Linked DNA regions of Homo sapiens: region 2 is linked to region 1. A link is an interaction called in ENCODE POLR2A ChIA-PET data of the cell type or tissue named here. Cell type or tissue: Caco-2. All regions are shown on one strand.

What was found. Peaks named below come from ENCODE experiments on the same cell type or tissue, not always from the same donor. Only the 100,000 strongest peaks of a DNase experiment are listed, where the experiment ranks them.
Region 2: POLR2A ChIA-PET joins it to region 1 with 8 read pairs; 18 of 35 experiments call an interaction of 5 or more read pairs at or near these places.

What each region holds. Positions count from the first base shown.
Region 1 is chr11:65,645,187-65,650,186 of GRCh38, reverse strand. It overlaps SIPA1 (signal-induced proliferation-associated 1), which reads right to left. Exons shown (of 16, transcript NM_006747.4): 6 at 4,230-4,333; 7 at 3,809-3,966; 8 at 3,122-3,731; 9 at 2,529-2,803; 10 at 707-925; 11 at 515-626; 12 at 322-430; 13 at 136-237; 14 at 1-49. MIR4489 (microRNA 4489) reads right to left here and starts at 995; the gene lies at 934-995. In Caco-2, no CTCF peak of the experiment used is centred here; DNase peaks (open chromatin) are centred at 2,844 and 3,085; H3K4me3 peaks cover 1,381 bases.
Region 2 is chr11:65,847,006-65,852,005 of GRCh38, reverse strand. It overlaps SNX32 (sorting nexin 32), which reads right to left. Exons shown (of 13, transcript NM_152760.3): 2 at 2,424-2,528; 3 at 1,976-2,086; 4 at 1,735-1,856; 5 at 1,452-1,575; 6 at 1,151-1,255; 7 at 846-951; 8 at 603-678; 9 at 327-366. Among named protein-coding and RNA genes, the nearest start is that of CFL1, 8.7 kb to the left of the region's middle. RefSeq lists enhancers at 1-552, 1,074-1,233 and a silencer at 674-968. In Caco-2, a CTCF peak has its summit at 520; DNase peaks (open chromatin) are centred at 545, 1,095, 1,585, 2,535 and 1 weaker place.

The DNA of each region.
Region 1 (5,000 bases):
TCAGATTTTGGAGTTCCCTTAGGGTCTCCACTCTCTGGGATGGGCTGTCCTGTGGGGACAAAGGGATCAGGTGGGCAGGTCAGAAAGGGGGCAAGAGCACTGCCCAGGCTTACCGCAGCACCCTGGTGGCCTCACCCTCTCGGGACAGCGACTCCAGAATGGTGTTGCAAGTAGAGGCAATCTCCGAGATGGCCTGCCACTCGTCCTCCAGGGTCCCACTGCCCGCCTCCGACATGACTGTGGGCACAAGGAGCAGGCTGAGCTAGGGAAGCCCAGGAGCACCCCCCAACCCCTCCCCTGCTCTCCTGGGTCCAGACTCACTCCTGCTGATGGAGTTCCGCAGAGACAAGGTACGTGGCAGAAAGGAGGCCCTCAGCTCCGGCGCCGGGTTGCCCTTGTCCTCAGAGCCACTGGGACTGCCTGGCCTGTCCTGTGCCACAGAAGTGGATACAGATTCAGTGATGCCCACTGTCACCACTGTGCTGTTGGGCTCCAGAGCCTGGTTTCTGCTCACCTGGGTCAGGGGTGTCTCACTGTCAGCACTGGGTACTGATGGCTTGGCTGTGGTGGCCAGGAGGAGGTCCGGGGTGGTGTTGGGCAGGACTGGGGCCTCATCCGACAGAGAGCTGGGGAGAGCAGGGGTGGCTCAGAAAGGGAAGCCGCTTTCCCAGAGGCCTGGAGGAGAGGGAAGGCCAAGAGTGTGCACCTGCGTGGTGACAGCGAGTTCTGGCTGTGCAGGAACTCAGTCCTCTCCTCGGCCAGATCCCCAGGCCCTGGAGGACTGCCACCATCTTGCAGGCACAGGTGCAGCAGCTGCTTTGTGGTGGGCAGCAGGGTCACCCCCTGGACCTCATCCTGCACAGGATCTGGGGCCCCCCGCCGGCTAGGCTCCTGCAGCGACAGCGTGTACAGCTCCGAAAAACTCCTGTGGGGTGGGACAGGGTCAGGCAGGACTTCTCCAGTCCCCAGCGTCCTGCATCACTAGCCCCACCCCCAGCCCGCCAGGCTCACTTCCAGGAGCAGGAGAGCTCCCCGGCATCCTGACAACAGTGAAAAATGTCTGCCTGGTTACTGGCCATTTTTCCAGACCATGGTTCAAATTCCAGTGCTGCCCCTGTATATCCCAAGCAAATCACTCTGAACATCAATTTCTCCATCTGTGAAATGGGGATAATAGTACGAACCTCATAGTGTGCTGTGAGGATTTAAATAACACGTGTAAATTGCTTAAATCCCAAAACTACTGTCTGTAGCCAAATCCAGCCTGTGCCTTTTCCTTTTCTTTTCTAAAGCAGATGTGCCAGTTTCTGTACTGCGAGCTAAGCATGGATTTTACTTTTTTTTTTTTTTGAGATGGAGTTTTGCTCTTGTTGCCCAGGCTGGAGTGCAATGGCGCGATCACAGCTCATGGCAACCTCCTCCACCTCCTGGGTTCAAGTGATTTTCCTGCCTCAGCCTCCCAAGTAGCTGGGATTACAGATGCCTGCCATCACACCTGGCTAATTTTTGTATTTTTACTAGAGACGGGTTTCAGCATGTTGGCCAGGCTGGTCTCGAACTCCTGACCTCAGGTGAGCTACCCGCCTCAGCCTCCCAAAGTGCTGGGATTACAAGCATGAGCCACCGCGCCCGGTCCGGATTTTACATTTTTAACTAGTGGAAAAATCAAAAGAATATTTCATGATAAGTTAAAATCATGTAAAATCCAAATTTCAGTGTCTATAAAGTTTTAGCGAGACACAGGCACATTTATTTATTCATTTACCTACGACAGAGTAGCTGCGGCAGAGACCAGATGGTCCAGAAAGCCTAAAATATTTATTATTTGGCCATTTACAGAAAATGTTTGCCTACCCCTGGCTTAGCACAGGAAGTTATCAATAGTGTGTAGTGTGTGTGTTGGGTGGGCGGGTGCCAATACTTAAAAAAAAAGATAGTGGGGGCTGCTATTTGATCTTTTAAGCAGTGGGAGCAACGCGCTTAACTGGTCCCATTCTACATATGAAGATAGAGGTTCAGGGCGCGGTGACTCACGCCTGTAATCCCAGAACTTTGGGAGGGCGAGGCAGGTGGATCACCTGAGGTCAGGAGTTCGAGACCAGCCTGGCCAACTTGGTGAAACCCCATCTCTACTAAAAATAGAAAAAATTAACCGGCCGTGGTGGTGCATGCCTGTAATCCCAGCTACAAGGGAGGCTGAGGCAGGAGAACTGCTTGAACCTGGGAGGCGGATGTTGCAGTAAGCCGAAATCACGCCATTGCACTCCAGCCCGGGCAACAAGAGGGATACTTCGTCTCAAAAAAAAAAAAAAGAGAGAGGAGAGAGAGAGGAAGGAAGGACAGAGAAAGAGAGAGAGACAGAGACAGGAAGAGACAGGCTCAGACGGGCTAAGAGACGGGAGATTCTTTCCAGAAGGAAAGGTATCCACACTGGGTTCCTGAAACTGCTGATGGCGACCCGGGAGGCGCAGACTGCGCGGTGGCCAACTGCCGGCCCTCCCACCTCCCCGCGTCCCCGGCACCCTGACCTGCGGGGCCGGCCGCTCTCGTCGGGGGGCAGGACGGTGACGCAGACCTTGGGCGCCGAGCGCAGGAGCTGGGCAGCGGCCTCGGGCCGGAGGCTGGGCAGAGTCTGGCCGCACACGCGCAGGAGGCGCGCCCCGGGCCGCAGCCCCGCCGTCTCGGCGAATGTGAAGCGCTCCACGTGCGTGACGAATCCCTCGGCGTCCACCTCGAAGCCCAGGCGGCCTTGACCGTCGCGGGGCAGCGCCAGCTCGCGGGTCTCGCAGCCACGGCTCACCAGCTGCGGACGGGGCGGGACGAGTGGGCGGGGCTGCCGGGAGGTGGGGCCGCCCCAGCGCCCGCCCCCTGGACTGCGTCCCAGGCCACACGGAACTTTCCACAGTCCCCGAGGGCCGCGTGTGCCACCGCCCGAGGGATGAAGACCAGAAGTCGCTTACCCGAGGGCACCAGTTCCGGCCTTGCCAAGCCCCGGGGCTGGCTCTGCCCTCCTCGACTTTCCCTTCCGCAGGAGTAGGGGACAAAGGCGGCGGGAGGGAGGGGTCCAAAGCAGGCTCCGCCCCGCCGCGCGCAGGGGCCCCAGTTTACCACTCCAGCTCACCTGCAGGCGCGCCACCACCTCGCCCACGGCTTGGCCGGGGGACCCGTCGAAGCGCAGCGTGATCGCCTCCCCGCGGCCGTGGTACAGGTCCAGCTGCTGCTCGGAGAAGGTCCAGGCCAGCACGTCGCGACAGGCGCAATTGAACACTACGCGGCCGTCGCGCGGCGCCACCAGCACCAGAGCCTCGGCCGAGATGCCCAGCAGGCAGGGCACCTCGATGCCTTCGGGGCCGCTCGCCTGAGCCCCGGCGGCGACCCGCGCCCCGGGCGCCGCGCGCACTCCCCACACCAGTGAGCCCGCTGCCTGCAGCTCGGCGCCTGGGCCCCGAGGGGCCGCCCGGCGCCTCCCACCCAGGGAGGGCAGGCCGAAGCGTGAAGCCGAGTCCAGCGACGTAGTGGTCACCTCGTTGGTGGCCAGGTCTTGCAGGTACTGCTGGCGGGTGCGCGTGGCCATGGCGTGGAACTGGCGCGCGTGGCCGGCCGCCTGCTCACCATTCAGCGCTTTGGCCAGCAGGAAGGCCCGGAAGTCGGCGTTGGCTGCGAAGGGGCCTCCGCCAGCAGGCAGAGCTGGCCCGAAGGCAGGGGTGTCCTGGGTGCGGCTCACGGCCACCCTGCGGGGAGGGAGGCGTTAGTGAGGGGCGGCAGGACTCCATGCCCACGGGAGACCTGGGACCACTCCGGTGCCCACCTGTAGGTGGTGTGTGGCGTGCAGGGTGTGTGTGCCCGCACCACTAGGAACACGTGCTGGAAGTGCGAGCGGATGGTGGTGGGGCAGAAGGGCTTGCTGCCAGGCTCCTGGAACACGATGGTCACAATGTCGTTGCCAATGTGGCGCTTCCGGAGGAGCTAGGGGTTGGATAGTAGGGGCTCGTGATGAGGTCTTCTGTGCCCCAAACCCCTCCTCATTCAGGCAGGAGAAAGCCAAGGCACCAATGGCTCCCCCACTGCCCCTGGTGAAGACCTAGGGTGTTTCTGTCTTTGGGAAGGGGCCACCAGAGGGGCGGGCTGTTGGGGCCAACAGAGCTCCGGCCAAAGCTCAAACGTCATGGGCCATGCAGGGCCCTCCATGGTTCCCGGAAGCCCCACCCCCACGTTGGTCCCCCTCACACCTGCTGCTGGTTATTAGGGGTGTAAGGCAGCATCGTGGACACGTGGAACATGATCTCGTGGTCCTGGTATGTGGTGTAGAGGGAGTGCGTGCCTGTGGAATCCGCTGTGGCCAGGAAGTTAGGGACACAGAAGGAGAAAACAAGGGGAATCTAAGTGGCTTGAACTTGCCATTCCTGCCTGTACACAGGAGCCTCTGTGCCCCAAACAGCAGGTGGACAACCAGTCATGCCACCAGCCAATGCCCAGCCAGCGAGATTCAAGGGCCTCAGCCCTGGGTGCCCCTCCTCCTCTCCCTCCACAGGCTCCAGCCCCATGCCAGAGTGAAGGGGGGTCAGGATGGGAGAGTTGAAATAGAATGAAGACAGAAATGAGAAGTGGTCTCAGAGGGAGGGCAGGGTCAGGTGTCCTAGGAGGACAGGTGTCACTCCAGGCCCAAGCATGTGTGGCATGCTGGGAAAGTGAAAAGCAGGCAGGGGGTGCTCAGTACAACACCTCCCAGGGGTCCTGGGGCCCCTTCCACCAGGGAGGTAGGGGCACCTCTCTTCCACGAGGCTGAGCTGCTGGAATGTGTTTGGTGGAGGGGTAGTGCCCCCAAACCACTTTAGCCCCAGCTCAGGCAGTAGGGTACTTGGGCCTTGAGGGACAGTCCCAGCCCCTCTTTTCAGCCCATAGCTTGGCCCTCATAGCCCTGACTCAGATCCTTAGCTCACCCAAAGAACTCTCCAGTCCCCAGCCCCAGGATTGTACGGACAAAGGAGTGACAAGGCAAT
Region 2 (5,000 bases), 200 kb before region 1:
GTGGGGAACATGTGTGCCCGGGCAGTGTGCTGGCAGCTGGGTGCAGCCTGCCAGAGGTTTGGGCACACCCTTGTGCCTCCCAACCCTCCGCTGCTGCACACGTGCATACATGTGCATGCCCCTGCACCCCCCAACACACACACGAAGCTGGATCCTTGTCTTCACCCCACCTTTTGTTAAACTAGTCTGGAGTGTAAGCCCAACTTGCCACTGGGCCCAAGTTATCACTGAACCCAAGATGATCCTGGAGCTCTTCCCTCTGCCAGGACTCATCTTCCCTGCAAAGCTCACCAGGAAAGCCTTTGAGCACAGAAGGCAGTACTCACCCTCAGCCGTTCAAAGAGCTCTGCCAATTTGAGGAAGCTCCTAGGAAGCAGTAGGGAGGGAGTTAGGGTAGGGGGCTGAGGAACAGCTCAAAGCCTCTCTGTCTCAGCCTCTCCTTGGGAATCTCCCTCTCCCCTTTCCTTCCCAACACCATCCCCCAACAGGAGAGCCTACACCTCCCACCTAGAGCTGACAGTAGACATCTACAGAGTGACCCCTCATGGGAAGACATGGTATTACAGGCACAGGGAGAGGGTAGGGGTGGGGGGAGTCCTCACGTCCTTAGCTGGTTGACTTCCTGTGTTCCCAGACTGCTCAGCGCAGCTGAGATAGGGATATAATCGTCTGCCAGGCCTGTTGGGGAACAGCCCCCATCAGAGCCCCTACATCTGCATGTCAAGCCTTGGTGCTTGTGGCCACAGACAAACAACAAGGCACGCCCTGCTCTCTTCTCTCCCCCAAGGAGTTGAACCGCTGGGGAGAGGGGCAGGGGGATCCAGGACCCCTTGGGCCCTGCGTACACTTGTGGGCGCGCATGACGCGGTCGGCCCGCAGGCAGGCATCTCGGATACGGGTGTGATACTCCAACAGGAAGGTCCTCTCATGCTCAAAGAAGTCATCCACCTCCTAAGGGAGCCAGGCAGGACCCCATTTACACTGGGTCACCACGGGGCTTGACAACACAGGCACCCAGGGTTGGCAAAATCTCCTTCCAAACCAGGCCAGGCCCCACCAGTGGCTTCCTTCCCACACCCAGCCTGGGCCTCAATCTGTGCTGTGGACTTGAGGTGCTGGGTTGAATCCGGAGAGGAGCACCAGGGGTTACCTTGAGCCCTGACATGCCCGTGATGAGGGCTTCATCCGCGGACTTCACAATATTCCTCAGAAACCCTCCGAGGAGCTCCTTCCTGTTCTTCCCCCGGACACTCAGCTGAGGCACACAGGGAGGGTATGATGCTGGGGTGGGCGTTCTCACCTCCCACCCCAAGTTGCAAGCCACTCACGGAGCTGTGACACAGGATTGGGCCCACTTGGGCCCCTTCTCCAGCCCTGCCACCCCTGGGTGCCTCCCCACCCAAGGTAGACTCCTGGCCCAAGGGTGACCCCAGGGATTCGGCCCAGCTCACATCCTGTCCATATTCCAAAAACACAAAGAAGTTGTGGTCTCGACGCAGGGTGGGGTGGGCCGCCAGGCGCTGCAGAAAGACTTCGTGCATCGCAACTGTCTTCTTAAAGATGGCCAGGTACTCCCTGCGAGAGTGGCAGCAGCTCACCGGCCCTCCTCAGCCCCCATCATCCTGCCTGCCCCCTTTCTGGGGTCAGAGGTCAGGGTTGCTAAACATTCATGGGGAGATAGCTGGGGAAGACATCTGGACTCTGGGGATGGCAGGGAAAGGAGGGGGCACTCACGCTTCCAGCTCCTGCTTCATCTTGGCAAACTCTTCCCGAGTGACAGAGCTGTCCCCCTCGCCCAATTTCTGTAGCTTTTCCCTCGAAGCCTCAAAGTCTGGCCTCGGAGGGGCTGGGGGGATCTGCTCAAAGGAGGGACGGAGCTGGGAGGCCTCTCACTGCCGAGACGGCCATCACAGCCTTTGGTCCTCACCCAAGTGCTCTGCCTGTCCCTCCCAGCCCCTGCCCAGCCCCTCCTCACGATGAGGCCGGCGTACTCCTCATTCTCCACGTAGGCATCATGCAGCCAGATGAACTCCTCGTGCTGCCGCACGACTGAGAACTCGGTCTGGGCGAAGTGAGGGAGGCAGCTCTGGAAGCGGGAAGGCCAACTGAGGTCCTCTCTCTGCCCCAAGCCCTGCCTCAGCAAGTCTGGGCATGCACTTTTGGGCCCCCCTCATCCCACATCCCAGGGAGGACAAAGTTAGAGCTCAGGTGTGCATGATTTCATTTAGAATGGTGGACAGGAATGATTAGGACTCGGGGCCTTAGGCAGAGCTAAGAGGCTCACTTTCCAGGAGGGGCTGAGGGCAAGTGCCAGGTGGAGGAAGAGTGCCCACAGGCTGTGTTGGCACATGCCTACCACCCCCTGGGGGAGGCCTCCTGCGGGCAGCCACCAGGACCTTTCCTCGTGCCCCGCACTGCCTCACCTTTGTTTGAACAGTGAATTTCACCTTGTCCCGCTCACTCACTGCGTCAGAAATCTCCACCTGTAAGGAGCTGTCTCCCTGCAGATCCACCGATGCACAGGAAGGCTGCGGAGGAGGGGAGGTCTCTGGCCTGGCTGAGCATGGCCCCTTTGCCCTTCCTTGCCCTGCAGGCTTTCTGATCCACCTGCAGAACCCTCTTCAGCAGCACTGCTTCAGCAATGCCCCAGGTCACCAGAGAGGGGTCCTGATAAGGCACTGACCTGAGTTTTGCAACTGCCAAAACATTTTAACCCTCCCATCCTTGGAGGCAGGCAGAAAACTTCCCATTTTACAGCTGTTGAAGCTGAGACAACCAGAGGAGAAGTAACTTGTCCAAGGTTATGCAGCTGCAAAGCGACAGTGCCAGATTGAAACCCAGTTGTTGTTTCTTTGTTTGTTTTTTTAGACGGAGTCTTGCACTGCCCAGGCTGGAGTGCAGTGGCGCGATCTCAGCTCACTGCAACCTCCACCTCCCGGGTTCAAGCGATTCTGCTGCCTCAGCCTCCCGAGTAGCTGGGACCACAGGCATGAGCCACCATGCCTGGCTAACTTTTGTATTTTTAGTAGAGACGGGGTTTCACTATGTTTGGTCAGGCTGGTCTCAAACTCCTGACCTCAAGTGATCCACCTGCCTTGGCGTCCCAAAGTGCTGAGATTACAGGCATGAGCCACCGTGCCCAGCAAAACCCAGTTTCTTAATTCCCAACCCCATGCACTTTCTCAGTTACTTGCCCACCCCTTCCCCAGCTGGCTACCTCAGGCATCCCTTAACCAGGGCTTCAAGTGAGTTGGATGAGACATTCCCACCTCTTTTGCGGGGGTTGCCAAAACCATTCCATTTACTACTTTTGGTGCCAAGAGGCAAAAGCTTACATGCAAAGCATGTGTATTTCTTCAAGTGAAAAGATCCACAAGACACCAAGCTACTAGCTCATTCTTGCATTGAGCTATTCAACATGTATTTATTTATTTTTGAGACAGGGTCTCGCTCTGTCACTCAGGCTGTAATGCAGTGGTGCCATCATAGCTCACTGCAGCCTCCAACTCCTGGGCTCAAGTGATCCTCCTGCCTTAGCCTCCCGGGTAGCTGGGACTACAGGCATGTACCACCATGCCAAGCTTTTTTTTTTTTTTTTAGAGACAGAGTCTTGCTATGTTGCCCAGGCTGGTCTCAAACTCCTGGGCTCAAGCAATCCTCCCACCTCAGCCTCCCAAAGGGCCGGAAGCAACATGCATTTATTGAATACCTACTGTGTCCACACCATAGTGCCAAGTGATATTAGGGGGAAGGGAAGAGGCTTAGGAATCACTCTACCCTTCAGCATTGCTCACCAGTATACAACAGGCACCTGTCCCACCTCTCAATCTGGAGGCCTCCTCACTCTCTCCTCTCTCTGCTTTTGGCACACTTTGGAGATGGTCCCTGAGATGGGGCTTGGTGATATGTGGGTCCAGAAACAGGCAAGACCTTGCTTGATGGTGGCCCATCTGCAGTAGTGATGTCTCCTCCCTGGATGGAGATCCCTGCATCTGTCCCCTCCTCCTGGCTGTCCGGCATGAAGGAATTGACCCTGAGGTCACTGGCCACTGTTTACAGGGTTATCTCTACATTGTTTCTCACTTTTTTTTTTTTTTTGATAGCATCTTGCTCTGTCACCCAGGTTGGAGTGCAGTGAAGTGATCTCGGCTAACTGCAAACTCTGCCTCCCAAGTTCAAGCAATTCTCTTGCCTCAGCCTCCTGAGTAGCTGGGATTACAGGCACACGCCACCACTCCCAGCTAATTTTTGTATTTTTAGTAGACACGGGGTTTTGCCATGTTGGCCAGACTGGTCTTGAACTTGTGAGCTCAAGTGATCTGCCTGCCTCGGCCTCCCAAGGTGCTGGGATTACAGGTGTGAGCCACTGCACCCAGCCCCCTTTTGTTTTTTTAATTAAGGTATAAGTTATATACAGGAAAGTGCACAAATTTTAAGTGTAAAGCACCAATTATTTGTATATGTGTATACAGCTGGGTAACCATCACCCAACTCAGATCATGATAGATATATATTTTATTTATTTATTTGGAGACAGGGTCTTGCTCTGTCACTCAGGCTGGAGTTTGGTGGCGCCATCACAGCTCACCGCAGCCTCCGTGATGAGCTGGGCTCAGACAATCCTCCTGACTCAGCCTTCCAAGTAGCAAGGACCACGGGCATGTGCCACCATGCCCAGCTAATTTAAAAATTTTTTTTTAAAAGTGCTGTAATCCAGCACTTTGGGAGAGAGGCTGAGGCAGGAGAATTGCTTGAGCCCAGGAGTTTGAGACGAGCCTGGGCAACATGGTGAGACACCCTTCGACCCCCATCTCCACAAAAAAACTTTAAAAATTAGCTGGGTGTGGTGGCACATGCCTGTGGTTCCAGCTACTTGGGGGGGGCTGAGGTGGGAAGATTGAGCTTGGGAGGTGCAGGCTGCAGTGAGCCAGGATCTCGCCGCTGCACTCCAACCTAGGTGACAGAGTGAGAAACTGTCTAAAAAAAAAAAACAAAAAAAA